Regions from separate parts of the Homo sapiens genome. Here all the other regions are linked to region 2. The links are chromatin loops, found by intact Hi-C in ENCODE. Cell type or tissue: heart right ventricle. All regions are shown on one strand. Links, peaks and the distances in the headings refer to the core of each region. The heading gives the core; the rest is flanking DNA.

Evidence for each region. A loop is a pair of places that touch in the nucleus more often than their neighbours do. Peaks named below come from ENCODE experiments on the same cell type or tissue, not always from the same donor. Only the 100,000 strongest peaks of a DNase experiment are listed, where the experiment ranks them.
Region 1: it touches region 2 in a loop (2.5-fold over the local background); 16 of 110 quality-filtered maps call a loop at or near these places.
Region 3: it touches region 2 in a loop (3-fold over the local background); 3 of 110 quality-filtered maps call a loop at or near these places.

The regions. Positions count from the first base shown.
Region 1 is chr1:184,485,793-184,496,540 of GRCh38, forward strand. The region is part of intron 2 of C1orf21 (chromosome 1 open reading frame 21); the gene reads left to right. Among named protein-coding and RNA genes, the nearest start is that of C1orf21, 100 kb to the left of the region's middle. RefSeq lists an enhancer at 9,557-9,626. In heart right ventricle, for the core only: no CTCF peak of the experiment used is centred there; a DNase peak (open chromatin) is centred at 5,921; H3K27ac peaks cover 8,000 bases.
Region 2 is chr1:184,559,354-184,568,458 of GRCh38, forward strand. All of the region lies in intron 3 of C1orf21 (chromosome 1 open reading frame 21), which reads left to right. It also overlaps the pseudogene LOC100129573. Among named protein-coding and RNA genes, the nearest start is that of C1orf21, 180 kb to the left of the region's middle. In heart right ventricle, for the core only: a CTCF peak has its summit at 4,179; a DNase peak (open chromatin) is centred at 3,135; H3K27ac peaks cover 3,604 bases.
Region 3 is chr1:184,459,868-184,470,615 of GRCh38, forward strand. The region is part of intron 1 of C1orf21 (chromosome 1 open reading frame 21); the gene reads left to right. Among named protein-coding and RNA genes, the nearest start is that of C1orf21, 78 kb to the left of the region's middle. In heart right ventricle, for the core only: a CTCF peak has its summit at 6,085 (motif pointing left); a DNase peak (open chromatin) is centred at 6,063; H3K27ac peaks cover 3,439 bases.

The sequences.
Region 1 (10,748 bases), core at 1,142-9,141, 72 kb before region 2:
GCTGGCATAAGGAAGCTTCTGTTGGCTTCTGAAGCTGTTATTTCCCGAAGGTGAGAGAGAAAATCATGTTTCCCTTTTTCTGTTTTTAGTGAATCATAGGAGACAGTAAAGAGCCCTAAGGGCAGGAGAAGTGTTTGACGGATTTGTGATAGGCCAGATTATAGTCATAAAAGCTGAGAAATTTAAGTCAAGATAAGTGAGGAACATGGTCTTGGGTTTAGGCTTTGAAGACTCCCTGATGTCTTGAGCTGAGCCTCAGAAAGGTCTTAATGGCTCGAAGTGCACATGGGGCTCATGGAATCACAGAAGCCAGTCGACCTTGGCTCAGAGCTTTTAACTGCATTCTTCTGAAGTAAAAGTGCTCAGCCCAGTGTCTGACTCAGAGAAGGTGCTCAAAATATGTTAGTTTTATTTCCTTTTAGGTGGTTCCTGGGCCATGCTGATGCTCATTTCAATAGGGAAAATGAAACATGCGTGTATGTGAGCATGGAATGGAGTAGTTGTGAATTCTGTCTTACCAGCTGGGGTTTGATTCCAGTGTCACCACTGCCTGTGCTGTTTTGGATTTATAACTTAGCTGCATTTGTTTCCAAATCTATAATATGGAGGTAATAATGGTATCCACCACTTGGAGTTCTGAGGAGGAACACATAGTTAATAAGGAGAGCGTCCAGAACAAGGCCAGTGCACAATTAGCATGGAAGCACTTGTTATAAATAGTAGATGGGCCTGAGTAGACTGGCCCCACCTCTTCACTCTCCTCCCCTCGGCCAGCACAAAATAGATACCATGCTAGATGCCGCCTTGATGCCAAGTTTGGTCTAGCTGAGGTAAAGCCAGCAAAAATTTCTACTTGGAAACGTTTTCTATGACAGAAAGTTAAGAAATGCTCTATACTTTCTATATTAAAAAAAAAATCCAAGTGCTACTTTTCCTTCCCTTGCCAGCTGGTATCATGAGCCTGTTCTTTTGAAGTTAGAGAGATAAGTAGAAAATAAGACCATTTGTCACTCCCTGCTGCCAGGCAGCTGGGTTGCAAGATGAGGGAGCACCTGAGTTTTCAGAGACCATTGGCAGGGACACGCTGGCAGGGCCCTCCAAGTCCCTTTGGTTTTCTTCAATTACTCCCTTGCCCCTTCAAGTGCTTGTATTGTCTGTAGCAGTGGAGACCTGCTGGGTGCTTCCTGGCCCTCTGGCACCATTCAGTGAAAGGTGAAAGGACTGGAGCTGCAGGCAAGGCCTGCTTGGGGATGAGGGAAGTTCTCAAAACGTGCCTCAGTGACAAGAGAGGAAGTCAAAGGTTTCTTTACCTATTGCACTTCCCCTTGGAGTTATTTTCTCCTGAGTGACACTACAGATTCAGACATTCAAAACAATGGCTTCTTCCTGGACTCCTGGCTGGTGTGACTGAAGGGACCTGCCTTGCTATGAGCACCTCTCCAGGCAGCCCCTACCTGGCCCCTGGGCCTCATTAGGCCCTGGCTGTCCTCCGTAGAGACTAGTACAGCTCCTGCCTTCTGCACTTGGAACTTTACATGTGACTGGTTATTTTGCCCCTGAACCGTTACAACTTGGATTTGTGCTTTACGGTGTATGAGGCTTTTTCAAACGTAATTATTATCATGATTATCCCTACTTGATAGAAGGGGAAACTGAAGTTAAAAACTACCCCAGTTCACTTAAGAAGTGGGACGGTGGCTACAATGGCAGATGCTGACTCGACTAAGGGAGATTCCTCCTTGGGAATAACACATTGATATTAAGTCCAAACCAACATTTGCTCAGAAGTCTTTGAGAAGTCATTGTTAACTGGCCACTTGAGGTCAGACTCAGTTTTTAAATGAGGATGTCTGGAGATTCTAATATGGTCATTAGGGCTATTTTCCGTGGAACTGAAATACAATGTTATGGTAAGCACACAGACTGAAAATCTGGCAGATTGTTTTCAGATCCTGGCTCGGCTACTCACTAACATGTAGTCTTGGCAAATTTTTGAGGCTCTTTTTGCCTGGGTTTTCCCATCTGTGTAGTGTGGGGAATAAAACTAGTACTTGCCTGCCTTCATAGGGCTGTTGTGAGACTAAAATGTATTAATATTTGTAAATCTTAGCATAGTACTTGGCACATGATAAGCACTGAGTTAGTATGCTCATCATCATATTAGCAGCCTGCAGTTGCGCAGACCTCTGACCTATGCAGTTTGCATTTCTGAAAATGGTTGCTTGGTTTCCTCTGATTACGCTGGAGGAGAATGCGTCATCAGTTTATTTGTAGATGTATAATTCTCTAAACTTAAAAGATGATCAATTGTCCATGTAATACTTATCTCTTTTAGATTTTAAGATATGTGTGTTCCTATGGTTTGTTCTTTCTCTGGTTTGACCTAGACCAGTTTCTGTACTGTGTAAGATGTATACGTGAATATTTGTCTTTTAAATGAAAAGACCAAAGGACATGCATGATTCAGGAATGATGAATATAATATTATGCCTCATTTCTTTCAAAGTGTAGTTTAAAAGAAATCCCACCATAGAGGTTAACAAATACATTTTTTGCTTATCAACCATAAATCTATACATGAGTGTGTGTGTCTTGTTTATCATGCAGAGTGAGATGTTGGTAGAAGTAAGGAGTAAAGCACCATGAGAGGGCTAGAGGCAGCAGACACAGATGATGCCCCAGTGATTGTAATGGGATAAATGCATCCATAAGCAGCTGAAATAAAAAGATATACCAATTAATTGGGTACCATTTCAATTCACATTTTATTCTTTGAAGATATTCTGTTATTTGTGATTATAATATTAAAAATGAAATCCCCCAATTTATCTCTTCATATTAGAATTTTTCAGATTAATCTAAAAATTTAACTGTCAAATAAGAAACTGTAGGCTGGGCACAGTGGCTCACGCCTATAATCCCAGCACTTTGGGAGGCCGAGGCGAGCAGGTTGCCTGAGCTCAGGAGTTCGCAACCAGCCTGGGCAACACGGTGAAATCCTGTCTCTACTAAAATACAAAAAATTAGCCAGATGTGGCAGCGTGCGCCTGTAGTCCCAGCTACTTGGGAGGCTGAGGCGGGAGAATTGCTTGAACCCAGGAGGCGGAGGTTGCAGTGAGCCAAGATCATGCCACTGCACTCCAGCCTGGGCGACAGAGCGAGACTCTGTCTCAAGAAAAAGAAAAGAAAAGAAACTGTAAAAGTACTACAAAAAACGCAAGTGAGTATATTTATAATCTTAGGTTGCAAAATGTCTTTCTCTTAATGCTACAAAACCCAATACCAAAAGAAAAAGTTTGTGATAAACTGTGATTATATAAAATCTAAAATTTTGATTGGCAAAAAGTAAACTACCATAAACTAAGTCAAAAGACAAATGTCAAACTGAGAATAATATTTGCAATACAACTGAAGTTAATATGACTAATAGAAAAAGACCCTTCAAAATCTGTAAGGAAAGAACTAACATACCAATTGAAAAATGGACAAAGTTCATGGCCAGGCAATTCAAAAGAGAAAAAATATAAAGGGACAAAAGAGTACAGAAAGATATTCTACTTCTCAGTAATAAAATAAACCAAAAAAACAAACCAGCAAAAAAACCCAAAGCAAAACAAAACATTTTTTACCCTTCAGATTGGGCAGGAACAGGTGGCATCTGTCTCATGCTATAATGGAGAATGTCAACGCAGAACAATTTTTCTGGGGCACAAAATAGTAACATATATCAAAAATGTAAATGAGCATGCCCTTTGCCCCAGGAGACCCAGTGCTAGGAATTTATCTTAGGAACGTAATTGGACAAGTGTGCAAACCTGTGTGTTCAAGGGTCTTTCTCACTGATGAAACATGCATGGAATAGAGCCATTAGAGATCAAGGTATTCTATATTTATTGATATGGCAAAAGGTTTGTGACAGATTATTAAGTGAAATTAGTAAAGGGATTTTATGCAGCATATCTTGTTTGTAAATTTTACTTGTTTAAAATATATGTAAAATTCTGTGTGAGTGCATAAAAGAAGTGTTTGAAAGGCCATTCACCAAAACTTTTACGATGGCAGTCTCTTTATTGTGAAGTTTCAGGTGATTCTTAATTTCTTCTTTGTATTTTTCTGTGTGTCTTGAATCTTTTATGTTTAACATTTATCATTCACTACAACTGTTTATTTTGATAAATATAATTCAAATGTTTCCATCTCCAGAAGGCCTTTAGTTGTGTTTTCAGGGCAATGGTGAAATCTATCCCAGAGGAGAAAGCACTATCACTGGAAATAGCCCCAGGGCAACAGGGATCTGACTGATAGAAATGTTAGCCCAGGCATACAGATGGAGTCTGATGACTGGCACTTGTTGGTTTCATTTAAAACCTAGCATTTCACTTCATCCTAAGAAGCACTCGTTGACTACCTTGCATGAATTAGGTGCTGTGCTAGGCACGGAGGCTGTAAAGACGGGTTAAACCTGGTCCCTGCCTTTAAGGAACTGGTAAAGATGCAATAGATGGACATCTTGACAGAAAATGTCAGTACCATAGGGTGATAAGGCAAAAGGTCTCTTTTTCCAAGGAGTGGGGGAAGACTTGTAAAGAGGATGATTAAAGCCTCAGCTGAGTCTTAAAATATGAATACCAGCCAAAGGAACTAAGTGAGACAGAGCAGGAGGTTTAGGCTGAGAGTCAGTGAGAACAAAGGCTTAGAGGTACACCACACATACAATATAGCAGGGGAGACTGGGAAACTTTAACCAACTGGTGGAGACATAACTTTAGAGAATCTCACATTAACGGCAGGAGTCTTAAATATTTGAAAATTTTACTCTGGATTTTTTTTCAAGACACTTAAAAGCTCACATAGACAATGTAAGAATCATGTTAGGGATTGGCAGTTAGGTGAAGATTTAGAAAACAGAAAATTTGATGCTAATTCCTTAAGCTGTCTAAGTGTTCAGCCTCACCTCAGGTTAGATGATTATGAACCCTGAGTAATAATGCCAGAACATGGCCTTATGTAGATGAGACCGTTTACCAGGAAGGGTTAGTAATGATTATCTCTGGGTGGTGCTGATTACTAGTTAGTTTTTGTACTTCTTTTATATTTTCCAAATATTCTACATCCCTTTTTCTAAAGAAGTTTTGTGAAAAAAAAAAAGCATTTTATAACTATGTAGGTGGTGACATTGAGAAAGAACTTGTGGAGCAAGGTATAGTGGCTAATCATATTAATTTGGGAACCAAACTGATAGGTTCCTCATTTGTAAAATTGGAACCTACCTCATAAGATGCTATGAGGATTAAATGAATTAATAAGTAATAAAACACTTAAAATAATGCCTGGCACACAAAAAGTGCTGTATAAATAATCAGTGAACTTTATTTAGAAAGTTCTCTGGATTATTCTCTCATAAACAGCACATTTTCATCTTTATGACAGTAAAGTTTAGCATAGTGCTTTTTTTAATAAGAAGAATAAAAACTTCATTCAGAAAAAGCAAAACTTTTTCCTTAAAGTTCATTTACCTGCAGATATCATTAGTGTGTGTAGTACTTTCCTTCTTTCTTTTTTTTTTTTTTGAAACAGGTTCTGTCTCACTCTGGTTGCCCAGGCTGGAGTGCAATGGCACGATCCCAGCTCATTGCAGCCTCAACCTCCCAAGCTCAGGTGATTCTCCCACCTTAGCCTCCTAAATAGCTGGGACTACAGGTGCAAGCCCCCCATGCCCAGCTAATTTTTTGTATTTTTAGTAGAAACAGATTTTCACCATATTGCCCAGGCTGTTCTCGAACTCCTGAGCTCAAGCAATCTGCCCACCTTGGCCTCCCAAAGTGCTGGGATTACAGGCATGAGCCACTGTGCCCGGCCCTTTTCCTTTGTTTTTAGCAGTAACCGTTATGGTTACTTATAGCAAAGTTCTGGGCCACAGGCTATGAATCATCAATGACAGTGACCTTCGGGGCTTTGCTAGCTCACATGACACTGGTTAAGTGGTTTGGTTTCATTTTGCCTGTTTTCAGCCCTGCACCCAAGAGGTTGCTTAAGCTATGAGAACAAAAGTAAAGATAGGAAATAACTATGATATAATTCCATATCTCAAGTTTATTTTTAGCTAACGGGCCTTGTCTTGCTCTTCATTCTGAGGCGTAAAGTCTCTTAGGAAGAGAAGGAATCAGAAGCATGATGCAGAGTTTGACAATGACTAATTTGAAACGGAGCCATCTTCATTCTTTGTAACTTTAATCTCAATTTCTCAGTTTTTCTCAAATTTTCTACTGTAAGCAAACCTTCACAGAAATAACTCCTCTTAGAGATCACAGTGAGCTATGTGCTGTGTAAGGTTTTATTAGAACAAGCACATAAACAAAAACAAGTGGCTGTAAAGCCCAGTGAGCCCAGTTTATAGAGAAGCCATTGACTTGCCTGCAGAACCTGGTTACATTTGGATTCTGCCACAGAGTAACCATGCTACAGGGTGACCTCTGTGGGCTCTGGTTTCTGCGTCTTGGGAGTGAGTGGGTGGAACTGTGTGATTGCTATGGGAGTGTTGAGTGCTAATGTTCAAAGGTTCTATTTACCTGCTCCCCACACTATGGACAATTCACTCAACTGTGTGGTGTCAGTTTCTTTCCTGCAGTGGAGCCATTGGCAAGATTATATATGATTATTGCTTTGTTGATTGCTCTCAGAAAAAAATGGTGGTGGTGGTAGTGTTCAGCTATTAAAAGCTTTATGGTCCAGAGTTGACCAAATTGTTAATTGCATTGTGATATTTACTTTTTCAATGAAAAATTAGAAAGAAGTATCACCAATATCTTCTGTAGCTTCAGAACATTACCATGAGCCTGAAGGTGAGAAAGCTTGAAGTGTGTGGAGTTGTATCTCTGCTTCCACCTTGGCTGGCTGGTTTGTAAATTTATCTTTCATCCACTGATGCTTAAATTGGTGCTGTGCAGCTGCTGCTAGTCAGTGAAGGATTCCATTTGTTGGCTTTCTGTTTAAAGGTTTGTGGTAGAAGTCAGGGTAGGGTAGATTGGTCCTGTTGTTTGAAAAGGATAATGAAATATCTAATAGAAGACAGTTATAAACAAAATCTAGGCCAAAAGGAGAACATTTAATTTCCCAGGTTGCTGATTTTCTCAAGAGCTACTGTACTATGATCTGATCACTCTGAGAGTGTGGTTTTGTTTATTAACTTATATAGCTGTACTCTGTTGGTCCAGCCAGACTATAATAGGGCAAGAAGAAGTAAAAATTTACAGAAAGTCAGATTCTAAAGGATTATATTTCTGTGGCTATAATATTAAGTATATATAAAATTCTCTAAAATGTAACTCACAACACATGTTTAAACTATGAATAAAAATGGTCTTTGACAGTTTTTTAAAGGTTACATAATTAAAGTTTCTTGGTTGGAACAGCCATAGCTGGGGAAGATGCCTGCTGGAGAGGACACAGGCCGTGAGGAATACAATGTTTATAGTCAGCTTTCTTCATAGTAATAATCTGTGCTGGAAGCTATAATATAAATGTACATTTACATTTTATCTAAAAATAATTTTAAAAGTTTATGTACATGGCTATAAGCATTGAAGGTAAAAGAGTAAGGGTGAAGTGAAAAATCATGATGTTAAATAGCACATCTTTGAAGCTAATTAATTCCTTCAAATTGCAAAACAGTCACACGAGTACAAATCTTTATTTAGACTACGTTTGATTTTCATTTGAAAACCACATTCAAGACAAGCTAAATTACATTTAAATTCCCTTCCAGCTATAGATATGCATGCCTCACTGTATAAATGTCACTGTTGATTTTGATCTATAACCAAAGAAGAAATTGTCAAATTATGTATGAAATAGGATTTTATTTTTAATGTGGCACCAAGTATTTTTGCATTTATTGTGTTAGCTGTTTAACACAATATTTTTTCATTAACCTTTTAGTCTTCATTGCCTTCTGTCACTCAAGAGATGTCTTTTTATCTGAAAGTGTTTATAAGATCTTGAGTTTGGAGTGCAGCTTTCCTCCTTTGTTTCTTGCCTTGTTTCCCATGATGCAATTGTTAAATGGCCAGCATGTTAAAATGAAAGACAATGTGCTTTTAACTCTGATGGAACTCTGAAAATTAAAGTTATTCATTTAAGAACTATTGGTTGAGCAAATACTATAAACTGGATTTTACTAAGAGATATAACATGTAATATGATAATGATTGCCCTCATTTGGCTCACATTCTAGCAGGTAATAAAGGTAATAAAAAGAGAGACAAACATGTACTGTCAGGGAAAAGTGTCATGAGAATACAAAAGGGGATGGAGAGTTGACAGGATGGCTGTTTCAGAGTCATCTGTCAGAGAAGGTCTATCTGAGGAACTGACCTTTGAGCAAACCATGAGAATACCTGGGAACAGAATGTTTCAGGCAGAGAAACAACAAAGCCAAATTTCTGAGAGGGAGCTGGCTAGTGGATTCCAGGAAGAAGCCTGATGCCCTTGTGCCAGTAGGGTGATGGGTGACAAACTCACAGAGGCAGTCCAGGGCCGGACTGTACTGCTCTGTACACTGGCTTCTGTTCTAAAGGTAATAGAAGTCAGGAGAGGGTTTTGAGTGCAGGGGAGTGATGAGGTCTGACTGCTACGTAGGGAATAGACTATAGGAAGAGAGTGAAGCAGTTGACCAGTTAGAGTCTTGCTCAGTAGTCCTAGCAAGAGATGTTGGTGGTCTGGATTAGGGAGGTATGAATGGAGATAATGAGATATGGGCGGGCTTGGGATATTGGGGAATGATTAAATATGAGCTTCATTAGAGCATATTGTATCTGTGGTTTTCTCTGTTAAGGGCAGCAGTGGGAGGTAGAATTTTGTACCAATACAAGCTCCTCTTTAGTGGTGGCTTGCAGGAGGCAGAGTTTTTATGTTTTAGAGCAATGACCATGGTCTGAGGCTTAGCAACATGGAATGAAAAATGAAATTTGAAAATTGTGAAAGCAAAGATTTTTAAGATGGGGCTGTAAGGATTAATAGGGTCAAAATTCTACATTAATGTTTTTTGCTTTTGCTTTTTTTTTTTTTTTACCTTCTTGAGGCAAATTTGTTTGATGCTAGCTGGGATAAAAAGAACATCATTAACAGTTAAATTCCTACTTCAGTTTCCAGGGCTCAGCTGTACCCAGGCACAGGGCATGGCCCAAGTGAGGAGAAGTGCTGCAGCCCTAGAACCTCCTGGGACTGCAGTTCATCTGCACAGCATGTCATCGTCACACAGTGACATCTCATTTCATTCAACCTGAGAGTGAAGGGGTTTCAGACATGGCTTGCTTGTTCATTTTTAGCAAGTTTCTTAAGGGCCAGGGTGCCCGAAGAGGCAAGTTTCTACTCTCGCCTCCCTTCCTGTAACAGCCACCTCCCTTTCACCTGGCTCTTGCCTTCCCCCCGCAACATAGACTCTCATCCCTACACTCTTTTGTTCCTCATGGAACTCTGAGCTCCAGTTTCTGATCTCCAAGAGCTGCTCTGAGCTTTGATCCCTGTTCCCATCCTCTTCACTTGTACCCACCATCCCAGTTCAGTTTATCTTTCTTTTTATGTCTTCCCAGAATAGGAGCAGTGCTCTATGAGAAGACAGAACAAATACGCAAATGAAGCATAGATCTCTGTGGAGGTCAAACCAAGCCCCCAGATAATTTCCCATTCTGAATCTCCTTTCTGCTTTGCATTGTTACCTTTTAAAGAAAAAATTAACGTCAATATACTTACTCATCTTCCCTCCCTCCCCCCACTACCAGCATCACCATCAAATAGCATCAATATTCTCTGTAAAAGACACTGTTTTTGTTTATTACAAGATATGGTGGGCCAGGTGTGGTGGCTCATGCGTGTAATTCCAGCACTTTGGGAGGCCAAGGCGGGTGGATCGTGAGGTCAGGAGTTCAAGACCAGCCTGGCCAAGATGGTGAAACCCCATCTCTACTAAAAATACAAAAATTAGCCTGGCATGGTGGCAGGTGACGTAATCTCAGCTACTCGGGAGACTGAGGCAGAGAATTGCTTGAACCCGGGAGGCAGAGGTTGCAGTGAGCCAAGATCGTGCCACTGCACTCCAGCCTGGGTGACAGAGTGAGACTCTGTCTCAAAAAAAAAAAAAAAAAAAAAAAGATATGGTGAGTATGTAAGCTTTCTGTTAGGTACACTCACTTTTTTGTAGAAAGTTGGTTTTTGGAGGGTTTCTTTGCTTCTGCAGATTGTGTGGTGAAGAGAAGTTGGCAGAAGGTGAATCCTGGAAGATGAGATGTTAAAGGAGTGGCCCACTGGAAGGGGTAGAAAAGGGGGCAGGTAACAGGTTATTTGCATGGGGTTTGGTAAGCCAAGGCCAGGTCTACCCATAGAGCATCCTGAAGGAGACACAAACAGATAATTTCTGGGCTCTCCTCAGTTAAAAGGAGACTGAAGTCTTAGTGCAGGAAGGAGTTCAAGGCCTAAAACCCAGACCTTACAGTGGGTAATGTGGCTTGCTCTGTAGGGAACAGTTGCCTCAAGTGGTGATATCAGCTGTTTCTGGAAACTGACATAGTGAGAGTATAAAAGACAGTAAACCTGCAATTCTTGCCCTACTGCTTTGGCAAATATTTCATTGTTTATGTGCTGCCAAGACCCCCGGATTTCGGGCACACCTCTCTCAGATCCAGTGGGAGCGGTGGAGAGTCACATTCACCCACTGGCTTGATCAGGTGAAAAGATCTCTTTGCACCTTGTAT
Region 2 (9,105 bases), core at 1-8,000:
CTGAGGCCTCCCCAGAAGCAGATGCAGCTGTGCTTCCTGTAAAGCCTGCAAAACCATGAGCCCATTAAACCACTTTTTAAATAAATTACCTGGTGTCAGGCATCTTTCTTTCTCTCCTTTCCCTCCTTCCTTCCTTCCTTCCTTCCTTCCCCCCTTCCTTCCTTCCTTCCTTCCTTCCTTCCTTCCTTCCTTCCTTCCTTCCTCTCTCTTTCTTCCCCTCCCTCCCTCTCTTCCTCCCTTCCTTCCTTCCTTCCTTCCTCCCTCCCTCCCTCCCTTACTTTCTTTCCTTTCTTTCACATGTTCTGTCACCCAGACTAAAGTGCAGTGGCACAATCCAGTCATGGCTCACTACAACCTGAGCTCAAGTGATCCTCCTGTCTCAGCCTCCTGAGCAGCTGGGACTACAGGTGCATGCCACCATGCCCAGCAAATTTTTGTAATTCTTATAAAGATGAGGCTTCACCATGTTGCCCAGGCTGGTCTCTAACTCCTGAGCTCAAGTTATCCACCACCTCAGCCTCCCAAAGTGCTAGGATTACAGGCGTGAGCCACCGTTGCTGGCTGACTTTTGTATTTTTTGTAGACACAGGGTCTCACTATGTTCCTCAGGCTGGTCTCGGACTCCTGAGCTCAAGCAGTCATCCCGCCTTGACCTCCCAAAGTGCTGGGATTACAGATGTGAGCCACCGTGCCCAGCCCTCGGGTTTCTCCTCTATAGCAATGCAAGAATGGCCTAATACATGTAGCAAGCAATCAGTAACATGCCAGATTATTTAAGGGGTTAGCAAGAATTCATATAAGATGCCTGGTACAGAGTAGACGCACATTAAACAATTATGATTAGTCACATGCTTAGTTGAAGAGATTAAAAAAAAGGATATGTTTGCCTAAGACATAATAGTAATGTGCCTGTCACATTAGTACATAACAGATATTAGATGACTTTGGAGAGTAATTCAGGTTTGGAACTTCTAGAAACCAAAGAAAAGGCACCGTAAGATCTTTGCAAACCTAGAGATTGAAAACCTTTTACAATAAACCACTAGAATGAATAAGATGATGTGTGTCAACTCCAAATTTCTAGTAATTTCAATGACAGCAAAACCGCACTGGTTCATATGAGCCAGAAGAAAAGGCAAATCAGAATATTTTTAAGAAAATTCAAACTTTTCATTTCAAATATTACAATATCCTCCCCCCACCCCTTTCTTGTAAAACCTAATTAGCTGAAAGAATCATTGTTAGGTACCTTTTCTGCAGGTAGAGAAACACCTCAAGTGGAGTGTGGGGGAGACGATCAGCTTCCTCCCAGCCATTGACCACAAACACTCCAGACCAGCAAGTCTGGAGGCCCCAAGAGCAGGCTCTCCAGAATCCTCCAATGTGACAGGCATGATCCCCAGCTTACCACCTCTAAAAGGTATCTGTCCCTGGCAAAGATGCCCCTATGAAATTAATTCTTCACTTTACATTGAATGATTCTTTGATCATGGATTAATGAGATGGTGACTAATGGCAGCTCTGAAATTGCCTGTTTTAATGAATCAATAGGAATTATTTTTAATTAGTACGCCAGTTATCTGTATGTAAATGATGCTCTCTGATGTGCTTAAGCCTTCTTGAAAGATTTATTTTCTGAATTCTGTTAAGACTCTTGTTTACAATGCTGTTGTGTTCTCTATGAGAAATCCTTTGCTAAGTAGAGGTATATTTCCAGCCTTTGTGGAATAATCCAGTTTTAGCAAGATCATCTTGACAAGGGCATTTACCATATTTAGAATAAATTGCAGGGCAGTGGATTTGCCTAGCCCAACCTAAGCCTGCCAGTGCCACAGCAAGAAGGCATTTTAATGTGTTGCAGAGCTGGTTCTCTCACCCAACCCACTGCCCTCCTCAAAGACACTCTGGTGTACAGCTCCCTCCTCCTCCTAATTTTAAGGCTTCAGGGTGGAGCCAGGGAAGGATACCTGCTGAACTTTGCCAAACCACCTTGAGCAGGGATATAGGTATAATCCTGGGCTGGTATAATCCAACAGATAGACTTTATCTGGATGACAGTGTGCTGTCAGTGATGAGATAAAGCCAAGACCTGGCATTTTAGGATCAGTAGATTTGAATCAAAGGACATACTCAGATCATGTGCCTTAGCCCCAGTACCTCTCAAAGTGTTTTCTCTCCTAAATCTTTTTAAGTTGCTCCCTGAAAAGCAACTTTTGATTCCAAAAGTCTGACTTTGTTGAACAGGTATGTTTCTAGGGTTGTTTGTTTGTTTGTTTGTTTTGAGTCAGAGTCTGGCTCTGTTGCCCAGGCTGGAATGCGATGGTGTGATCTTCGGCTCACTGCAAACTACACCTTCCGGGATCAAGTAATTCTCCTGCCTCAGCCTCCCAAGTAGGCGGGATTACAGGCGCCCACCACCATGCCTGGCTAATTTTTGTATTTTTAGTAGAGACGGGGTTTCACCATATTGGCCAGGCTAGTCTCTTGGCCAGGCTGGTCTCGAACTCCTGACATCATGATCCGCCCACCTTGGCCTCCCAAAGTGGGGTTTTTAAAAACATGTTCCTTTGGGCACTTCCCCCCACCCCCAGTTTTCTTTCTTTCTTTTTTAAAATTATCTAAGATCATTTTTCACCCACCAAAAGGCCTTTTTTAGGTTTTCTTTTTTTAGCCCGTGTACCAGAATAGTAGTTTCATTGTTGCCAACTGCAAAAGGACCTATGTGTTGTGGATGCTGCTGTAAGCTATTTCTAAGAACAAACTAAATGGTTCTAGAAAACTAGTACATGGAGTAACTCACATATTTTCATGGAAAGCAGGAAAACCCCTTTGCCCCAGTGTTCCAGCAGCTGTCAGATCTTCTAATCATAAGCAACAATTTTCCTGGACTTGAGAATGGAAAGAAAAAAATTATATTTGACTTAGTAATTTTCAAAGAGTAAATTATAACAAATGGTGTTAGGTTGTTCACTCCACCTTTTAAACAGCAGTTATATAGCAATATCTCTCCCCGTACCACAGGAATGTTCCCATAAACTTGGATAAACTACATAGGAAGTAGCTCACATTTTCATCTGCACAGTTTATCAGTCAACAAGTGTTCACTGAGTTCCTTTTGCCTGGCACAGCCCTAGCAGCTGCATGAAATATCTGAGCAGCGTGTAAAGACATTGCCTCCTACTTCAAGTCATTCACCCCATACGGGAGAAGCAATGTATGAAGCATCGAGGGAATAATTAAGGCAACATAGTGATATCTTGGTAAATTGTCATTTGTCTACACAGCGCCTTTCAGCACACACGAATGATTCTTCTTCATTTTCTTTTAAGAAGCAAGTATTAAAAGTGCTGCAAACTTGTAACTGCTGGACTTGATCATCTTTATTCATTCAAAAAATTTAAGCATTTACTACTAAAATTATTTTGTGTAGATGTAGGCACTGTTCTACAACAAGTAATTTTGTAGACCACTAATGAAAGTTCAGAGAAGGATATATATTTGCACGTGTGCTTAATTCCTAATTATATAGACTTTGGGGTAGTTCTGCCTATTGTGTGACCTTTTATGTTTACATCACATTTTCTATTTTTGACTGAGCCTACATGACCAAAGTTGTGTCAGTTCAGCATAAGTGGTGCTCTGCTTTCTAACCTTCCTAGTCCTGTGTATTTTCTGCATCATGATTTATTAACAAGTACTTAGGTCATTTAGCTGAATTGTGGAGCAAGAGAGTTAGAGCTAAGATTTCCTGATTGCCAAGGTTTTGGTTCTTTGCTTCCTCTATATTAGAGATTCTGTTAACTACTATGAGATGCACATCTTACCATCATCAATAATGCTCTAGAGACACTGCCTCTTTCTTTAGGTTTAACACCTATGTTGTGTTATCTTTTAATCAAGTTCTTAAATGTGATAGGAGAAAAAACAATGGGTGATAAATGCTTCTGCATGAATAAAAATTAACTGCACATGTAATGAATACAACTTATTTTAAAATGTCTTCTGCAGCAAAACATTGTGTTGGTTAAAAGTTACCAAGCTGAGGTTAAATGGGTTTTAATTAAAAATTACAAGCTCATCCTACCCCAAAGCACTACCACATGCAACTCTAAAAATACCAAATGGATAAAAACCTTAAAATTGTTCAACAGCTCCCCCTAGCATACATAATTTCAGGCCGTCAGACTAGAAAGCAAATTCTAGTTATCATTTTTTACATGTCTAGTTACATGGGCACCTTCTTGACATTATTCCTGAATTGAATGTCTGAAGGTAATTATAAGCAGAGAATAGTGTAATCTAGCAAAATGATTTCTTGTGAAAATATTTTCAAAATGATTTTACTTGAACTCTGGCTATCCTCTATCCATTGTCGCTGCTTTGGTTGGCTGGTTCGAGGAGATTTCTGTTTTCTTTTGGAACAAGCCATCTAGGAAAGAAAATACAAGGTTGGGGGAAGTTCTTAAAGAAGATTGTGGAAATCCACAAGGTGGACAGAGAATATTTAACTGTCTGGTGAATTTTAGGAACACAGTCTCAGGGGTTTGGGCTCTTGAGCAGTTTAACCACTCTGTGACCTAGTTTCCTCCTCTATAAAATCAAGAAATGCTAATAGTACTTATATCGTAAGGCTGTTGTGGTTACTATGCACAAAGTGAATTCTCAGAGGTGATCAACAGTCATTGTTAGCATTATTTCACCGTGGATGCTTGAATGAGGTCAGGATCTACAGCCTGCGCTCTGACATTGGAGATACCTGAATTCAAACCCTCTGAGAGACCTTAGGCAAATTGCTGAAACTTGGTTTCCTCATTTCTAACTAGAAGTAATAATAACAACTACTGCTTACTACTCTAGAGTTAGAATATATATGCAAAATACCTAGACTGGACTAGGTAGAAGAGATAGAACACAGCTGTTGGTCTTACAGAATAATAATAATAATTCTCCTTATTTACTTATTTATTTATTTTGAGACAAAGTCTTGCTCTGATGCCCAGGCTGGAGAGCAATGGCGTGATCTCAGCTCACTGCAACCTGCGCCTCCCAGGTTCAAGTGATCTCCTGCCTCAGCCTCCCAAGTAGTTGGGACTACAGGAATGCACCACCATGCCCGGCTGATTTTTGTATTTTTAGTAGAGACCAGGTTTCACCATGTTGGCCAGGCTGGTCTTGAACTCCTGACCTCAAGTGATCCAGCCTCAGCCTCCCAAAGTGCTGGGATTACAGGTGTGAGCCACCACACCTGGCCTAATAATAATAATTCTCTAAGGCTAAGAGAACAGGAGACAATAATACTATAACATTCTGTAAATTGGAAAGCTGAGAGAGTGAAGAGTTGCATTTCTTAGCAAACCCAAGAAAGCCAGTTATATGTAGAATGAACCAGAGGCTCAGGAATTGCTAGCACTAGGGATCTCTGGAAACCTTAGCTGGGGTCTTTTCTAATTCAGCTATCACAGGACACAGCGAGTCACCTCTGCCATGTTTCACCTGCTGCTTACACGGCACACAGTCCAGAATTAGAAGGTGAGGTTTGAAAATTCACCTGTTTTCGTTCTGCTACCTACAGAAGTTCCACAGTAGAAAGGAAGGAGACCTGGATCAAAGGATAGGCTTTAATTATGCCACTAACAGTATGAACTTCATCAAGTCCTTTACTCTCTCTAGACGTTAGTTACCACTGATGTAAAATGAAGGGCTAGACTAGACTACCCTTAAAAGTGCCATCCTTGCTGTCAAACCTCATGATGTTAGAACAAAAAAGTATTTCAGGACAAGACTCTGAGGTTGACCTGGTTACTTTTCAGAAGTGTGTGCACACACATATGCACACACATAATAAATTTAGAACAGAACAATATTGTATTCTGATATTATTCATGAGGATAATTAATAGTATCTAAGAATTATTGAATATCCACCATGTTCCAGGTACTTGCACTATCTTACTTAATCTCATTTGATATAATAATAGTGTTTTATGAGAGAAATTCTGTTATCTTCAGTCTACAGATTAAGAAACTAAGGCTCTAAGAGTTTAAGTTACTTACAGACTTTAGAAACATTAAGTGGCAGAGTCTAGCTTTTAAAGATCTGGCCACCTTCAGAGCCCTGGTTCTCTAGACCTCACCATGCACCTCTTTTCTGAACACTGGTGCTTCTCCAGAAAGGTCATCACATTCATTCCAGTTCCTATGATTGCTTTCAGTTTGTAGTATGACTTTATTACCTTCAACTGGAAAATTATTTGGGGTGTCCCCCTGTAAAGTGGATTGGCATTGGAATTATAAACAAGCCAAGTACCATATTTCTCTCACGAAGTCAGTTTCCTCTGAATTCTCAAAGTCCACAGGCATGTAAAAGGCCCTGCATGTGTGAAATTACACATTATTAAAGTCCTGCATATTAAACCTTTACAGGATCTGTAGTTTTCCATTGTGACCAAACTTATACAGATCACTGTTGTTCAATAGATTACATGGCCAATTGTCCTTGGGACTGCAGACTATTTATAAATCTACAAGTAAATATTTTAACCAATCTGTGTATGTAAATTTTCTGTTTAATGTTGATTTTTGAGTATAAAAATAAGGAGAGGACATTTAATGGATGGAATGAAAGAGATAATATATTAAAAGGGGAGGGGAAGCTTAGGGGAGGATGGGGGTGAGAACTTCCAACTTTTGTTGTACGTTGTTTAAAATTGTGGATTAGGGTTATGAATGCTTTTGAGGAAGGTCTCAAAAGAAGATCCCCCAGCAAAGTAGGGAAGGGTACTTCCCGATAGGAGTCGAGGTGCCCAGGCCAGCTGCTATACTGGCACTGGGAGGAGCCCCACGTTCTGCCGTACCTGCCCCCAGGTTGGCTGCATGTGCCAGGGAGTAGTAGAAGTGCCCTGCTCAACAGGAAATGACTCTTTCCCCGCCACAGTAAACTGGGCCATCTGCTGCCCTTTTGGTTTGCTGCCTCGATTTTGCAGGTTGGAGACATTAAGGCATGAAGAAACCAAGTGACACGCTTCAATTCAGAGCCTAAAGAAGAGTAGTGACACATGTCGGACAGCTGCCGTGTTCAGCACAGTCCAGAGCGCGCCATATATATGAACTTGTTGTTCTCACCTCAACCCTGAGAGGTGGATTTCAGTGTGTCTTTGGATGGCAAGCATTAAGAGAAGAGTCCTAACACACAGCCTCAGGTGCTTCCTCTCTATGGTGGGTTTCTTCTCCAAACCAAGACTGCTTCCCTGGTGTGCCATAAAACCACCAGGTTGGTCACAGCTCTTTTGGGGCATAGTATGTAAGGGAAATTTCACCCATGTGGTAGCCAAGAAGTGTCAAAAAGGACAAAAAAGTCAGAAGAAACCAAGCCATCTGGGACTACCAGATGATTCCTGGCAGGAAAGGCTGGCTGGTGTTGTGATGCTGCTCTGGAGGCTGAGCTATGAACAGCTCAAGGTGAAATTTTACAAAGACTAGAGTCTCACATCCAAATGCTCGATGGAGTCAATGTGACAACAGCTGCACCCAAATCTGAGGGGCTGTATTGTCTTCTCCATCCTATAATACCATCTCCTGTCATCAGCAGCTACAGAAATAAGTCCACCTTCTCTGTGAATCAGGGTCCAGATGGCAATCCAAAGACTGTGGAATATAACCTGGGAACTTGAAGAGACGGGAACATTGTCTGTGTACAGTCTAACCATCTGAAAAACATCCTTGAGAAAGACAGTCAGGTGGCACAGTACTATGAAGTATTCCTTCCACAGTCTCCAACAGAGCCCTGCCTTCTTCATGAAGGTGGTTACTGGTGTGAGCTCACAGTCCACACCAATAGCCTAAGGCACACAATGGCTGTCATCACATTCCATCCCCAGGAATTAAGTCCAGAGGAGCTCCATGTTCAGAAGGAGACTGTAAAGGAATTTTTCATTAAAGGTCCTGGAGCAGTCTGTGACTTGACTTCACCTGACTTCCAGGAAAGCAGGACCTGTTTCAGCCATCATCAGTCCACCTACCAGCTCTTGTTTGGGGAACCTCATATCTTTAAAGATCTCCTGGGCTTGAAGGTCTGCATCTCTCCAGATGCCTTTTTCCAGATTAACACTGCTGGTGCAGAGATGCTGTATTGGATTGTAGGGAAGCTGAGTGCAGTGAACTCTAACACCATCCTCCTTGACATCTGCTGTGGAACCGGTGTGATCAGCCTCCCTCTGGATCAGCTACATCGCAGGTCCTTGGGATTTCGTTGGTGGGGCAGGCAGTGGAGGATGCTAGGCAGACTGCAGCCTACAATGGCATCACCAGCTTTGAGTTTCATACTGGTCAAGCAGAGATTTTTCCAGGGCTGCTAAAGTCAAAGGAATATGGACAGTTAATTGTTGCTATGTGAACCCAGCCCATGCTGAACTGCATTACAAGGAAGTTCAAGCCATTTGAAACTTCAAGGCCCTCCGCATACTAGCTTTTGTTTCCTGCAAGCCCCGTGATGAAACCACAAGGAATGAACCACACTGAAAGTTCCAGGGGCTAATCTTGAGACAATCAGGCATGAAGACTGAGCTGTGAAATTCCAGAGATGACCTCAAGGCAGATAATCCACAACCCAGCCATTGTTGAGATGACACCCAGCTGCACTCCAGGTGCACCATGGCTGAAGACAGCCACCAGAACAAGACACCCAGACCTTGTACCCAGCACACTCCTGCACACCTCCCATTCCATGTTCACCATTTTAAAACCCTCTCTCTAGCCTAAAGTTTGAAGTGATACCCTTGAGGCTAGAGCCCAGGCATTCTCCTATCTGCTAGCATTTGAGAGCGACTTTCCTTTTACCACATACACACACAAAAAATTGTGGTAAAATATACATAATATAAAATTTATCATCTTAATCATTTTTGAGAATACAGTTCAGTGGCATTAAGTACATTCACATTATTGTGCAACCATCACCACCATCCATCTCCAGGACTTTTTTCATCTTGCAAAACTTAAACTTTGTACCCATTAAACACTAACTCCTCCTTCCTCGCTGTTCCCAGTCACTGGCAACCACCATTCTACTTTCTGTCTCCATGAATTTGACTACTCCAGGCTGCTGTGC
Region 3 (10,748 bases), core at 1,421-9,420, 98 kb before region 2:
CCAAAAAACTTTTGCATCCATCCATGCACTTTGCTTCCATTTTTATTTCTCTCACTTTTCCTCTGGCCGCTTCCAGTCTCCTCAGCCTCCCACAGCTGCTCAGCACACCGTTTCCCTTCACTCCGTTTCTCTCCAGCTCTTGTTCTTCAGGGCCTTCCCCACAGGGACTCCACACACGGGCTCCTTCCACACCAAGGTTAGCAGAGCCAACAAGCACCCTGGGAGAAACACACACTTCCTTGGTGGCAAATTGGAAATCATCACTGCTTTTCTGTAGACATTTAGCCGCAGATTTGATTCAAAATCCTGTTAGTAGGTGGTGACTGAAATAGTTTAGTGGGGGCAGGGAACAGCAAGAGGTAGGAGGAAAGCCATTCAGTAAATCCCCCAAATCCCAATGTTTGCCCTGCTCATTTGAGCAACTGCTCCCATTGTCAGGAGAAGGTCATTCCTGTATGAATGTTTACATCACAAATAAAATGAAGCTTCAGTAGACATTCAATAGAAGTTGAGTTGTGTATGTATTAACAAGAAGTACTAAGGCTGGAGATGTTATAAATAGCATTGAACATCCATCAATACTAATAGATTTTTCTGTTTACTAAAACATTTCTACTCTCAAGCAGAGGGAATAAAAATGGGGTGACTACCTCTCTTTCTAAGGTAGTGCTTCTCTTCACCTCACTAGGGCACGGTACATCTGGATTGACTTGATAAGCATCTGGAGTTGGGCTGTTAGTATTGTCGTCGTCGTCTTCTTCTTCTTCTTCTTCTTCTTCTTCTTCTTCTTCTTCTTCTTCTTCTTCTTCTTCTTCTTCTTTCTTCTTTCTTTTTTTCTCTTCTTCCTTTTTTTTTTTTTTTAAGAAATGGGGTCTCATTATGTTGCCCAGGCTGGTCTCAAACTCCTGGGTTCAATCAGTCTTCCTGACTTGGCCTCCCTAGTATCTTCTAAGTAATCTAGATAAGACAGAGCCAATGTGTGTGAAAGGCAAGTGGTAAAGTGACAGTTGTTTTTGTACCTGTGGTACAGCAAATGCTCTGAATTCTGTGGCTTTCCATCACTGTTTGACGTTGAGGACAGGTGTCCTTCCTTGACTCTAGCTATGGAGAAAATGTGGCTTGTATACCTGCCATTATCTTCAACTCTAAGCACCACTACTGGAGGCAGTATTGTCAGTATCAGCACCTCACCTCACTCCTGGGACCCAGGAACACCCCCTGAGTCTTGCTTAGGACCCCAGAGCCTCAGCCAATCAGGCTTTGAACTTCCTTCTAGGCAGTGTGTTGACCTACTCCATTGAATGGTCTGTTCTCATGCCAGTTGGACAGGGCTCCCTGATGCCTCCACACACTCTGTCTTTGGTCTTCTTGACAGAATGTTGTTGGTGTTCAGCTTTCAGCTTCTAATAAGGGGTGGTTGAGTTGGAGGGAGAAGAACCACAAAATTCAGTAAGTCCAAGATTTTTGGTTTTAAGCATACCAAATAAGCAGCCACGCGATGTTGAGAGCCCTGGCGGGTTAGGGATCTCCATGACCTAGGATACTGCAACTGATAAATCTGCTCCTGATCATTGCTGCCTCCCAAAGATGTGTCTTATCAGTGAGCCCATTTCCTGCACTACAGAACCAGAGCCACTGGCCAGGAGTCAGCTAATGTTTAGAAAGGATGAAAGTCTGGCTGCTGCATTTCCTGTCTTGTAGATTGATGACCTTTAGCTGTTTTGTTGATGTCATTGTATATCTGTTTTTTTGGGATGAGTATAACAAGAAAGGAAAATGGTTAATCTAGCAAGAACTCATTACACCGTGAATGATGGAGGGTAGGCTCCTGTTTTATTCCGATTTGATTTGTTTGCTTCATTGGGGAAAACAAATGATCATGTCACCCTATAGAGAATTTCGCTTTCCCTTTGACGTACAAATAAACAGCCTCGCACGTTTCATTTATTTTTGCCGCTGCTGGAATGGTTGATTAAAAAAAAACAAAACAAAACACATTGTTATGCTGCTTTCCTATGTCCTGACCTTCACCACTGGGTAGAGAAGGAAAACCAGTAAAACATCTCTATTCTTTTAAAAAATGAAGGACCCTTAACTAGAAATGCCCATTAGAAACCAGAGTCCATTACAGTGAGATGGATGAGCTGATAAACCAAACCAAATTAAACAACAGGGAGGAGGACATGGGTCTTTCTTTTATTTCTTATAATATACCTTAGAGATGAGGATTCACCTTTTGTTAATTTGTTAAAACACTAAAGTGTCACCTTCTTTCTTCCTGTCTTCCTCATTCGATGGACCACACCTAGTAATGAATACATTTGTTCCTTGCCATTAAAAATGGGTATTCAGCCTAGGGCATACAAAGCATATGTTCGGTATTAGTTGTTAGAGGGTTAAAGATGCTGGCTAATTTGGGTTTTTCCAAGACAAAAGCCTAACTGGCAACTTTGTGGCCTCTGGTTTCAAGTCTACTTCCTATTTATATCCCATGACACTCAGGTTCTTGAAACTTGGCAAAAAGCCTCCAGCGTTTTGTGATTTTTTTTCTCATTGGCCAATATCAATTTGTAATGAGCCAAACCTGACTTGAGTAGCAGATCTACAGGCCCATATCTTGGAGGTATATAGGTATTTGGCTGTTGAGGGCATAGATTAGGAGGTCTCTTGACATTCTGTTGCTAGGTTACTGAACCCTGAATTACTGAACCTTGAACACAGTATTTGTGTTCTCAAATTGGTATTTATGATCGAAAGCAGCTGCTATTCATATTTTTTTGGGGGGGAATACAGGGAAATATAAAATAAATAAAACTAAGTAGTTAGATACAGTGCATCAAAAAGTAATTGTAAGAAAATGTTATTACAAACCAGGTAAAAGAGATTGATTCCCCCTTCCTCTCCATCCAACATCAGAAGAATTATAGTGTTCGGCCGGGTGTGGTGGCTCATGCCTGTGATCCCAGCACTTTGGGAGGCTGAGGTGGGCGGATCACCTGAGGTCAGGAGTTCAAGACCAGCCTGGCCAACACAGTGAAACCCTGACTCTACTAAAAATACAAAAAGTAGCTCAGCGTGGTGGCAGGTGCCTGTAATCCCATTTACTTGGGAGGCTGAGGCAGGAGAATCACTTGAACCTAGGAGGCGGAGGTTGCAGTGAGCCGAGATCATGCCATTGCACTCTGGCCTGGGCGACACGAGCAAGACTCCATCTCAAAAAAAAAAAAAAAAAAAAGAAGAAGAAGAAGAATTATAGTGTTCATGTGCAGGCAGTTGTTGGTCAAGCCTTTGTAGAGCTGTGGCATCAGCTCAGCTATGACCTAGACTTGTAATAAAAGTCAACTGATGCAGTTGTGCATGCTGCAGGCCAATCCTCGTGATCTCAGGGTAGGGCTTGGGATGTCAGTCTAGGGTATATCTTTTTCTTTCTTTGCCTTTTTACTCCTTTTCTACTAAATTTTCTCTTCTATTCATAATTTTTATCATATGGACAAAAGTTTCTATTTGAAAACCTTTATTCAGAGAATAATTACTACTTTGTGTAATTATACTCTCAACATTTGACCTTTTTATATAGCCTGTAATAATTATAAATTTTCAGCTGCACTTTTGGTTAAAGCTTTTATTTTTTTACTAATTTCCGTAGGTTTCTCATCTTACACACTTTTGCTTTCTAACCAACATGTCAGGTGAGAAATGTTTATTAATCTTCTACTTTGTGCAAAGAATTGGATAGAATCAAAGACATCAAAACCATGACTTGCCTTAAAAATTTATAAATGACAATGCATACAAGTTAACAATATAGAACAACAGTGAAGATGTCCCAAGGCTGTGTATAGAATTATTTCCTAAAATAGAGGTAAATGCTAACTTCAAAAGGAAGAGGACTCCCTGTGGGCCAGGTTGGACTGAGATGGAAAAATAACTGCAGACAATTATGACATGTAGCAACATGGATAGGTGAGGAATGGCTCACATAGACACATATAGATGACGTTAGAGAAGGGGAAGATCTGAGTGCCTGGAGCAAGATTTCTTAGAGGTGATAAGACTTGTTCTGGACCTTGAAGGTTGGGTAGAATTTGAATAACAGATGGAGATTAATGGGGAGGGCTTTCTATTTAAGAGGAAGACTAAGCAGAGAACAGGAAAGTACATAGTGGGATTAGTAGCTACAGACTAGACTGGCTGGAGCAAGATGCCTATAAAAAGCTAGATGGGATTGGAAATATGGATGGAAAGCCTTGAATTCCATGAGAAGGAGTTAAAACTTTCTTTTGGAGGCATTCATTTATTTTTTATTTATTGAGCACATGTTCTGAGCTAAGCCCTGTTAGTAGCTGGTGATATACCACAGGGGACAAGAAACATATATCTGTGCCTCTCAAGGAGTTTGCATTCCTTACTTATGTACCCAGTAGACAGGTAATTAGGAAGTAATAATATCCTGCACTATGATGAGGGCTATGAAGGGATAATTATGGGGTGTGCTGGGACTTTTTGGGAAGAACAGCTTACCTAGACCTTAAGTTATTAAGGCAAAGGTGAAGGAGAGCCTTCTAGGCAGGGTGGTGGCACATGCCACCTGTGGCAGGTGCAGAAGAAAAAGACAGTCCCCTGCTCACCATTTTCAAGAGGATTTGTTGAGTTTCTGCTCTCTGCCTGACAGGGCACCTGGCATAGCAAGAGAGACAAATACAGGAGATGGTTTCTGCCCTCAAAGCGCTTAGTATCTACTTTGAAAGAAATGTTTAAGAAATATGAAATAGTTGACTCTCATAGTAAGAGTTTAGGAAAGAGAGCAAATTGAAGGAAGACATGGAATGGTGTATAGACTTCCTCCTGGAAAAATATAGCTTAAGCAGAAATGGAGAAGTAGGACTATGAGCAGAATATTGAGGAAGAGGGGTGGTTTTCGAGACCCACCTGATGTGATGAAGAGGTTGCTTAGCTACCTTGGAGCAGTAGGAAGAGGCAACAGCGGGTCAACAGGGCTGGGTCCTGGGGGACCCCTAGTAAGTTATCTAAACTCTGCCTCAGTTCTCTCTCTTTCTCTCTCCGCCTCTCTCTCTCTCTTTTAAAGAGAGAAGGGATCTTGCCGTGTTGCCCAGGCTGATCAGGAACTCCTGGCCTCAAGTGACCCTCCTGCTTCAGCCTCCCAAAGTGTTGGGATTACAGGAGTGAGCCACCATGCCCAGCCAGTTTTCTAATTTGTAAAATTAGGAACCTTGACCTTAGTCATGTCTAGCTTGAAAATCCAGGTATATCTTAGACTTTACCCTAAAGGCATTAGTTAATCATGGAGGATTTGGGACCAGAGGAAGGACCCAACAGAATTTGTGCTTTAGGAATGCTAATTTGTCTTTCTCTTAGAAAATTAATGTGATAATTTATTAGAAGTAAAATTTTTTACTGAAATGTTTAATCATATTCTGACACACTGAAAAGCCAGTAGGGTCATCCTGATTTCCATTGGACATGACTATGTGAGTTTTTTTCTCTTTCAAAAAAGCAAAAAACAAATAAAAATCTGGGCATAGAAAAAGCCGATTAATAATAAGTAAGAGATTTTGGGGCTTGGTCCAGAAAATGATCTACAAATTTAGATTTTAATTTAGATTCTAAAAATTCTTTTAAATTTTCAGAGAGATCTTGGAATTGGAAAATGCATGTCTTTTGTTTTTATCGGCCTGTTCCTGGGGTGGTAATGGCAGTGATGTAATAGAGGTGATGGGATATCATCCCAGATTCAAGAAAAATAAGCAGTTTGCCAGCTGTACCTTTGTCGTATGCAGGAATGTAACCACCACAGCTGGGCCACCCAATGGAGGGCTCACAGAGACAGACAGCTGGGGCAAAGGGCTCCTTAGAATAGAATGTGATCAGATCCTCAATTTACCCTAATACTGTTATACTGTTTTCTGATAAAAGAGTGTGTCATCAAGTCACACCTTTAGTGCTCTATTCAGATAAAAACTTCAAATTTTAATGTCTCAGACTGGAAGTAGATGTGATGTGCTGAAGAGTGTTAACACCACGAGGCGCTGGCTGATGCATCTTGACGCTGCACTGCCGTCTCCTGGTGGTCAGCCTCAGGCATGTTCTTCCTGCCTGTGTTGTCTAGTTCTGAGCTTGTCACTATGGTCTCTTTCTCTAAGTACTTTTTGCTGTAGGAAAGAACACCATGTTCACTAATAGCGCTACTTCAAATGGAGAACATTGGCTGATTTAAAATAATTATTTTGGAATAGGCTACAATTTCTGGTAAAGGTCATTTGTGAGGTCCTAATAGCTCATATCGTGTAACCGTATGTGTTCTTTAATAGTGTTTCAGCTGAAGAAGGGCATCAAGGTTAAGGAAGAGCATCTTGCCCTCACTTTTATGTTTTGTTATCTCAAACCCCATGAAACATCCCAGAAATGGTGGTAGGTACGGTCTAAAGACTCTTCAGTCCGGAGTAATGAGCAAACTCGTCAAGGGCAGTAGAATACTGGTACATGAGAAGGGAGAGGCCATCACTCAACTGACTTTGCATTGCCCTCCTGGGTCTCTTCTCTCAGTTGCCTGCTTTTTGTTTTCCTTTAGTGGATGATTGCACAGAATGTGTTTTTGGCCAAGTGCTACAAAATCAATGAAGTTCCCAAAAGTCTTGTGCATTTCTTGAGAGCAATATGAGAACTGAGGTGCCTTTTTCTTAAATGTGGTAGGTTAAAGGGGCATTGATTTGTGCTACCTGAAAATAATATTTATAATTTCAATTTGTTTTGCCTTCTAAGGACATCACCCTTAAATAGTTCTTTGTTATGGTAAACTAATCGAAGATTTAAGTTTAAGCAAAAACTTATACATGCAAACAAAAACCTTGATTTTTTTTTTCAGATGGGCAAGATTAGAGGTACTAGTAAATATCCCTGGATTCTATTGGAAAGTGAGGAAATGGACATTACAGTCTAGTTGTCTTACTTATTTTGGAATCTCTGGTCCCTAGTGGAATGTTGAGGACTAAGCAGGTTTCCCAAAAATGATTGTTGAAATAAATAAATAGCACAATTTTGGGGGGCAGATTAGGGCCAGTCATACAAGTGCTAACAGCTTTCAGAATTCCATTATACTGGTATGAAACTACATATTACTCCTTTTCTGTCTTTTTAGGGAGTATATACTAAACATAATTTAAGATTCTCTATGATGGCCCAGATAAACATTTTTAAATTTAGTTATTGGTGATGAACTGAAGAAGTCATTGTCCATGCAGGTGACCCAGGACATGGGGCTGAGAGGGGTACTCCCTTCCTTAAAAGCCGTCTCATCTCTTCATGAAAAGGAGTTTCTAAGAAAATTCATTCATTCATTTATTGCAGACCTACTATGAGCCTGACATTGTGCCGGAGGGAATACAGAAGGGAATGATGAGGAGATGGTCATGGCCTTGGAAACCTGCCTGGTGAAGGAGACAGACATATAAAAGTGTAATAGTTGGAAGATGTGAGCTACATGCTCATTGAGGCTATGATGAAGCAGGAGAGAGCTCACTGACCTTGACTTGTCTTTACATAGTCTTTCCCTTTAGAGCCCTTGGATATGGCACACAGAGGCTGACCTCCCTGCCCCAGCACAGCAGAAACCCCTGGCACTGCTCAGGGCTGCCTTTGCAGGTGCTGTACAGGGAGCATGTACTTCTGCTGCAGAACTGCTGTCTCCTGCTTTCTGTCTGCATCCAGTCTGCCTGTTTATGTTTGGTACAATTCCTAAAAACCACCAAGCTGCCAAAATTAACCTCTCATCTGTCTTGACCATCTCTTCTTTCTAGTGTCTCTTGTCCCTGCCCCTCTCATCTTAGAGTTCATCACTATTCCATTACATAATAATGATGACAGTGATGGTAATGACAATAGCTATCTCTTATTGATTGCCTACTACTATGTGCCAGGTGCTGTCCTAAACACTTTCCTCTCAAAATTCATGAGGTCATATATCATTTTATAAATGAGGACCCAAGGCACTGTGAAGTAAGTAATTTGCCCAGAGACACAAAACATCTTTCTTTCCATCAGTCACAAAAATCACAAAATACTGGGTATTCTCTGTTGTAGTTTTCATCTTTAGAGCTTTTATGGTGTGTGTGTGTGTGTGTGTGTGTGAGAGAGAGAGAGAGAAACAGACAGACAAAGAGAGATTGAGAGAGAGAGAAAAAGAGAATGAGACAAAGTCCTTCCCCCCAAAAAGAGGGTTTTATGTTTACTTTTTTTGTTTTCAGGAAACTTCCTAATCTTGAGCTGTTCTAGATAGACCTTGACAGTTCCAGAAGGAAGACTTTCGGATAGTCAGGGCTTTCCTCTAGAGATGCTTATTTCCTTGAGCAGCTCTCTGCCTAGCAGGATGGAAGCAGGTTTTCTGAATCATTGGATCATCTCAGACTCTCTTCAGACCTGAAATAATGTGGCCCGAGGCAGAGCACAAGGAGAGAAGGATCTTAGGTCACAGTTTACATCAGTCTCTCATGGATAATTTTATTTATTTTATTAAGGAGGGGGAAAAAAGGAGGAAGGTGGTTATTTTGGAAGGGAAGAGGGATATGTATGTAAATTTTAAGGGAAACAGTTTTTCAATTTGTAGGATTCAGATCTTTTCAAAGTATTATAATACTACATTACATTATTAAAATTATTGACAATCCTAAGAATATTAAATATATTTTTACTCAAATATCAAATCAGGTACTCAAAATATGAATAGGCTTTTTTGTTTTTAAAAAAACGATTCTTGGCTGGGCAGAGTGGCTCATGCCTGTAATCCCAGCACTTTGGGAGGCTGAGGCAGGCAGATCACCTGAGGTCAGGAGTTCAAGACTAGCCTGGCCAACATGGTGAAACACCGTCTCTACTGAAAATACAAAAATTAGCTGGGTGTGGTGGCACACACCTGTAATCCCAGCTACTCAGGAGGCTGAGGCAGAAGAATTGCTTGAACTCAGGAGGCAGAGATGCAGTGAGCCGAGATTGTGCCATTGCACTCCAGCCTGGGCAATACAGCAAGACTCCATCCCAAAAACAAAACAAAAGAAAACAAAACAAACAAAAAGGCCGGGCTTGGTGGCTCATGCCTGTAGTCCCAGCACTTTGGGAGGCTGAGATGGGTGGATCACTTGAGGTCAAGAGTTCAAAACCAGTGTGGCCAACATGGTGAAACCCTGTCTCTACTAAAAATACAAAAAAAGAGAAAAAAAAAGTCAGCCAGGCATGGTGGCACGTGCCTGTAGTCCCAGCTACTCAGGAGGCTGAGGCACGAGAATTGCTTGAACCCAGGAGGCAGAGGTTTCAGTGAGCCGAGGTCGCGCCACTGCACTCCAGTCTGGGTGACAGAGTGAGACTCTGTAATAAAAACAAAACAAACGAACAAAAAAAACTATTCTCATGTTTGCTTCTAATGATTAGCTTAGAAAATTCATGATCTTTCGTGTGTTTATTGTATTTCCTTACATCTACCTCAGTAACCAGCTTAAGGCTGAGATTACAAGTCATGCTAGCAGTAAACTAAGGGATTGAACTGGATTGAAAATGTGGAATATATTGGATTTGTGTAGAAGTTGAGGCTTTGCAATTCAATGATGAAAACACATGTGCTTTTCAGATGTGTGCATGGGCCAAGGGATCAGTGGCATTAACTCTTTTTTGTCATCTGGCACCATGAAAGTAAACTGCAGGTTTCTGAGAGATTAATCCAGCTACAGTTCTCTGTTGTAGTTTATGGTGTTAGGGAGGATCAGCAGCTCAGACTGATAGGACATCTGTTTCACTATACTCTCCATCAGCAAATGCTTACGGAGGGTATGCTAAGAGTTGCACATTTTGCTGTATGATCCTGCATCCCTTGGTGCATAAAATAAAGCTAGGGCAAGCACTAATTTAATTAGCTTGAAATATCTTCTGACTCTCATAAGCATCTCTGATCCTTTGTTTCCTTGCAATGTACATTAATCATTGGGATTTTATTTTACTTTATTATGTTTATGATCTGTTAGCCCTGGCTGGATGCTGGTCCTCCAAGGGCAGGAATCCTATCTGTTTCTTACACTATGTTTCAACATGTGGAGTGCCTAGGATGTTTTTCCATGGCTATTCTGGAAGGATCACTACTTATTCTCTTTGATTAAAATCAAATTGTGCCTTTTAGTAATTCATACTTATTCTGCATTCAGTTTTGTGTGTGTGTTTTTTTATTTTTAAAAGTCTCTCCCTTTCCATCTGTTTTCTCTCGTTATCTCTGTCTGTTCCTGGTCATTGGTAGTCTGAGTGTGCTTGGGTTAGGTCAGCAAAGTTGCCTGCTATGAGGGCCCTCTGGGCAAGCTGATTTCACCCAGTGCTCATGAAAAGCCCCACGTCTGATTAGAAGTGTTGTCCACCTGGCATAGCAGAGTACACGCAGAATATCACCTTGCATATATAAGTGCTTTTTCAAAGCATTTTCTTATCTACTTAGATTTTCAAAACAGTCCAGAAAAAAAAGGGGGAAAACAGGTGCTGCTATTATTAATTTTAAGATACTAACAAGGAAATCACATGGCTTTGTCCTAAGTGACATGGGGAACCAGCAGCACATCTGTCAAGAAATTCTAGTCACAGGTGTCTTTCTGTAAAAGCAGTGGTGCAGAGGTCCCCCATGACACAAGCTGAAGACCTCTTGCAAATACCTTTGGTATTCTGGGTCTTAGAAGTGGAAGAAGAAGGCCAGGTGTGGCGGCTCA